Linked DNA regions of Homo sapiens: region 2 is linked to region 1. Evidence: read pairs that join two places in POLR2A ChIA-PET (ENCODE). Cell type or tissue: IMR-90. All regions are shown on one strand. Links, peaks and the distances in the headings refer to the core of each region. The heading gives the core; the rest is flanking DNA. Region 1 overlaps RAF1 (Raf-1 proto-oncogene, serine/threonine kinase). Region 2 has its middle 5.1 kb from the start of RPL32.

The links. ChIA-PET counts read pairs that join two places held together with the same protein. Peaks named below come from ENCODE experiments on the same cell type or tissue, not always from the same donor. Only the 100,000 strongest peaks of a DNase experiment are listed, where the experiment ranks them.
Region 2: POLR2A ChIA-PET joins it to region 1 with 8 read pairs; 4 of 35 experiments call an interaction of 5 or more read pairs at or near these places.

Annotation. Positions count from the first base shown.
Region 1 is chr3:12,633,692-12,636,602 of GRCh38, forward strand. The region is part of intron 1 of RAF1 (Raf-1 proto-oncogene, serine/threonine kinase); the gene reads right to left. Among named protein-coding and RNA genes, the nearest start is that of RAF1, 29 kb to the right of the region's middle. In IMR-90, for the core only: no CTCF peak of the experiment used is centred there; no DNase peak of the experiment used is centred there.
Region 2 is chr3:12,845,207-12,848,117 of GRCh38, forward strand. No RefSeq gene overlaps it. Among named protein-coding and RNA genes, the nearest start is that of RPL32, 5.1 kb to the left of the region's middle. In IMR-90, for the core only: no CTCF peak of the experiment used is centred there; a DNase peak (open chromatin) is centred at 1,555.

The DNA of each region.
Region 1 (2,911 bases), core at 271-2,770:
TTGGGAAGCCGAGGCGGGCGGATCATGAGGTCAAGAGTTCAAGACCAGCCTGGCCAACATGGTGAAACCCTGTCTCTACTAAAAAATACAAAAATTAGCTGGGTGTGGTGGTGCGCACCTGTAATCTCAGCTACTTGGGAGGCTGAGGCAGGAGAATCCCTTGAACCCAGGAGGCAGAGATTGCAGTGAGCCAAGATTGTGCCATTGCACTCCAGCCAGGGCAACAAGAGTAAAAACTCTCTCAAAAAAAAAAAAAAAAACAAAAAAAATCAGGAATCCGAATGACTTCAAACTCTTCAACAACACTAGAAGACATAATGGAGCAAAGCCTCCTAGATTCTGAAGGAAAACTATCTCCAATTTACAATAATCAGCAAAACTATCAGTGAGGGACAGAACTAGAGAGATATTTTCTGACATTCATGATTACAAAAATTTGAACCTCCATGATTCCTTTCTCTCTTTTTTTTTTTTTGAGATGAGTCTTGCTCTATCACCCATGCTGGAGTGCAGTGGCATGACCTTGCTCACTGCAGCCTCCGCCTCCCAGGTTCAAGCGATTCTCCTGCCTCAGCCTCCCGAGTAGCTGGGACTACAAGCACACACTACCACGCCTGGCTAATTTTTTTTTTTTTTTTTAGTAGAGATGGCGTTTCGCCATGTTGGCCAGGCTGGTCTCAAACTCCTGATCTCAGGTGATCCACCCGCCTCGGCCTCCCAAAATGCTGGGATTACGGGCTTGAGCCACCGCGCCTGGCCCGTAATTCCTTTCTCAAGGGATTTGTTACAGGAATATAGCAAGAGAAAGACTTAGGATATAGGAAACGGGACATCCAGCATAGGAAAGAAGCGAAGGAAATCTCCAGAAGGCCAATGGAGGGAAATCCCTGGGTGACAACTGTGCACCGGATACAAGAATCCACAATTATGTGACCCCTTCTAGCAATTTCCAACTATCATCTACATAATGGCCTTTTTTTCTTGAGAGTGCCAGGGAGGGAGGAAGGGAGGAAAGTGGTTGGAGGAAGAGCAGAGAGAGGGAAGGAGTAACAGAGAAGGGAAGGAAATAGCCCATATTTTCAAAGTTAGCCCCTTTAAGTATATCCTCTCCCCTTTGGAGGAGGTGAATGGTAAAACCTGTGCTAGGTCTTCAGATACTCCAGGTAGCTGAACAACATTAATAAAATAGTATAGCACCACAGTGTTTCCCAAAGCAGGGGATATATACTATTCATGGTTTACAAAATGATTATAAGAGATATGTATACAAGATATAAACTAAAACTGATATAAGGAAAAAGTCTCAGTTAGGTGCTAGTATATGTTTAATACTTCTTTAAGACTTTCTACTAGGGCAGCCACGATGGCTCACACTTGTAATCCCAGCACTATGGGAAGCCAAGGTGGGTGAATTGCATGAGCTCATGAGTTCAAGACCAGCCTGGGCAATATGATGAAATCCTGTCTCTGTTAAAAATACAAAAATTAGCTGGGCTGTGCACCTGTAATCCCAGCTACTCAGGAGGCTGACGCAGGAGAATTGCTTGAAACCGGGAGGCGGAGGTTGCAGTAAACCGGGATCTTGCCACTGTACTCCAGCCTGGGTGACAGAGGGAGACCCTGTCTCAAAAAAAAAAAAAAAAAAAAAAAAAAAAAAAAAAAAGGCCAGGGGCCATGGCTCACACCTGCAATCCCAACACTTCAGGAGGCCGAGGTGGGCGGATCATGTAAGGTCAGGAGTTCGAGACCAGCCTAGCCAACATGGTGAAACCCCACCTCTACTAAAAATACAAAATTAGCCCGGTGTGGTGGAACACATCTGTAATCCCAGCTACTTGGGAGGCTGAGACAGGAGAATCCCTTGAATCTGGGAAGCAGAGGTTGCAGTGAGCCGAGATCGTGCCATTGCACTCCAGCCTGGGCAAAAAGAGTGAAACTCCAGCTCCAAAAAAAAAAAAAAAAAAAAAAAGAGAGAGAGAGATTACTTTATAAATTTATTAGGCTGGGCGCGGTGGCTCACGCCTGTAATCCCAGCACTTTGGGAGGCCAAGGTGGGCGGATCACAAGGTCAGGAGATTGAGACCATCCTGGCTAACACGGTGAAACCCCATCTCTACTAAAAATACAAAAAATTAGCCAGGCGTGGTGGCAGGCACCTGTAGTCCCAGCTACTCAGGAGGCTGAGGCAGGAGAATGGCGTGAACCCATGAGGTAGAGCTTGCAGTGAGCCGAGATCGCGCCACTGCACTCCAGCCTGGGCGAAAGTGCGAGACTCCACCTCAAAAAAAAAAACATTAATAATGTTGTTTTTAGGCCAGGCGTGGTGGCTCATGTCTGCAATCCCAGCACTTTGGGAGGCCGAGGTGAGTGGATCACTTGAGGTCAGGGGTTCCAGACCAGCCTGGCCAGTGTGGTGAAACCCCGTCTCTACCAAAAATACAAAAATTAGCTGGGCATTGTGGTGGGCACCTGTAATCCCAGCTACTTGGGAAGCTGAGGCAGGAGAATCCCTTGAACCCGGGAGGCAGAGGTTGCAGTGAGCTGAGACTGCGACACTGCACTCCAGCCTGGGTGACAGAGCGAGACTCCATTTCAAAAAAACAAAAAAAAAAACAGCTGGGTTTGGTGGTACATACCACCAAGCTACTTGGGAGGCTGAGAAATGAGAATCACTTGAGGCCATGGTGGAAGAATCGCTTAAGCCCAGTAGTTCAAGACCAGCCTGGGCAACATAACAAGACTGTATATCTTTAAAAAAAAAAAAACTGATTGATTACATTAAAATGCAGTAAGCATGGTTGCTCAAAAAAAAAAAGGGACATTTGCTACACTGGCTAGGTGTGGTGGCTCATGCCTGTAATCCCAGCACTTTGGAAGGCTGAGATGAGGAAGACTACTTGGGTCCAGAAGT
Region 2 (2,911 bases), core at 309-2,808, 210 kb after region 1:
GTTTCAATACTCTAGAGGTTTCTCTTTGGTTACTTGGTGTACCTCTGTGTAAATGAGAATGGAGTGAAGTTGCAGTCATTTACTCAGAATGCATCCTATATAAATGAAGATGATGTTACTTGGCGTGTGTGATCTGTGTGAATACTGAGGATGAATGTGAAGTTACAAAGTGTAAATGGAGAGGATGTTACTTGGAGTGTGTGGGCTACGGAAATGGAGAAGATGAATGTTAAGTTACAAAGTGTAAATGGTGTAAATGGAGAGGATGAAGTGAAGTTACAAAGCCATTCACATTTCTGTCATTGCTGAAGTGCTTCCATTTGATTTAGTTCTAAGAAGTCAGCATGGATCAGCCTTATGTTCCCTGCCTCCAGGCCCTATTCTCCTGCCCCATTGGACAGTTTGAAGGGCTCAGAAGAAGATAGAAAAAAGTGGGAAAGTTTGGAACTTCCTAGAGACTTGGAGGGCTCAGAAGACAGGAAGATGTGGGCAAGTTTGGAACTTCCTAGAGACTTGCTGAATGGCTTTAACGAAAATGTTGATAGTGATATGGACAATAAAGTCCAGGCTGAGGTGGTCTAGATGGAGATGAGGAACTTATTGGGAACCAGGGTAAACGTCACTCTTGCTATGCAAAGAGAATATTGGCATTTTGCCCCTGCCCTAGAGATCTGTGGAACTTTGAATTTGAGATGATTTAGGTTATCTAGGGGAAGAAATTTTTAAGCAGCAAAGTGTTCAAGGGGAACAACAGCATAAAAATTTGGAAAATTTGCAGCCTGATGATGCAATAGAAAAAATACCCATTTTCTGGGGAGAAATTCAAGCTGGCTGCAGAAATTTGCATAAGTAAGGAGGAGGCAAATGTTAATCACCAAGACAATGGAGAAAATGTCTCCAGGACATGTCAGAGACCTTCAAGGCAACCCCTCCCATTACAGTCCTAGAGGCCTAGCAGGAAAAAATGGTTTTGTGGGCTAGGCCCAGGGCCTCCCTGCAGTGTGCAGCCTAGGGACTTGGTGCACTGCATCCCAGCTGCTCCAGTGGCTAAAAGGGGCCAAGGTACAGCTTGGGCTATGGCTTCAGAGGGTGCAAGCACCAAACCTTGGCAGCTTCCACGTGGTGTTGAGCCTGTGGTTACACAGTAGTCAAGAATTGAGGTTGGAAACCTCCACCTAGATTTCAGAGGATGTATGGAAATGCCTGGATGTCCAGGCAGAGTTGTGCTGTAGGGGCAGAGCCCTCATGGAGAACCTCTGCTAGGTCAGTGCAGAAGGGAAATGTGGGGTTAGAGCCCCACACAGAGTTCCCACTGTGGAACTGCCTAGTAGAGCTCTGAGAAAAGGGCCACTGTCCTCCAGACCCTAGAATGGTAGATCCACTGATAGCTTGCACTGTGCACCTGGAAAAGCCACAGATATTCAATGCCAGCCTGTGAAAGCAGGCAGGATGGGGTGGGGGTGGGGGAGCTGTACTGGAGCAAAGCTGCCCAAGGCTGTGGGAGCATAGCCACAGGAGCATAGCTGTGGCTACACAGCTGTGAGCATAGCTGCCCAAGGCTGTAGGAATCCAGCTCTTGCATCAGCATGACCTTAGATATGAGACATGGAGTCAAAGGAGATCATTTTGGAGCTTTAAGATTTGGCTGTCCCACGGATTTCAGACTTGCATGGGACCTGTTGTCCTTTTATTTTGGACAATTTCTGACACTTGGAACAGGTGTATTTATCCAATGCCTGTACCCCACTTTATCTAGGAAGTAACTAACTTGCTTTTGATTTTGCAGGCCCATAGGCGGAAGGGACTTACCTTGTCTCAGATGAGACTTTGGACTGTGGACTTTTGAGTTAATGCTGAAACGAGTTAAGACTTTAGGGGACTGTTGCGAAGGCATGATTGGTTTTGAAATGTGAGGAAAGGAGATTTCGGAGGGGCCAGGGGTGGAATGATATGGTTTGGCTGTGTCTCCACTCAAATATCACCTTGAATTATAATAATCCCTATGTGTCAAGGGTGGGGCCAGGTGGAGGTAATTGAATCATGGGGGTGATTTTCCCCATACTGTTCTCGTGGTGGTGAATAAGTCTCACGAGTTCTGATGCTTTTATAAATGGGAGTTCCCCTGCAAAAACTCTCTTGCCTGCCACCATGTAAGATGTGACTTTACTCCTCATTTGCCTTCCACCATGATTGTGAGGCCTCCCCAGCCATGTGGCACTCTCAGTCAATTAAACCTTTATTCATTCTAAGTTACCCAGTCTCAGGTATGTTTTTATTAGCAGTGTGAGAACAGACTAATACACTTGGCCACCACTAGCCCAGAGGTGACACCCTGTCAATCTCAACTCACTCAGTCCCTGAGGAAGTAGAATGGTTCAGGGGAGAGGGCACGGCCTTCAGGCTGACCTGGGCTTGGGTCCTGCCCGCATCCCTTACTGTGTGATCTTAAGCAAGTTAGTGAGCCTCTCTGAACCTTGATTTCTTTTCTCTAAAATGAAATTAGTAATTGCCCCTCACAGAATTGCTACAGGAATAAACAAGATACAATAGTGTCTAGCTCAGTGCTGGGCACAAAACAGGGCCCAAAATGTTACTTCTTCTCTCCCCAGCCTCAACTTCCACCTATGGTGGGGGTGGGTAGGCGGCCCCAAATGTGAATCTGTCTGAGCCTAGAACCATACAAGTGTGGAAGGGTGTGTGCTCCTCCCTGTCCCCACTGCTGGCTCTGTAGCGGGCTAGGGGAGGTGATTTTCAGCCCTGCCAGGAGACATCAGCATTCCCAGCTGTGACATTGCCTGCTGGCTTTTCCTCTTCCCACGGCCCTCCCCCTACACATAAAACAGCTATATTGCTTTTTTTCTCATTATAAAAGCAATCCATGCTCATTATAAAAGAGTCAGACATTATAAAA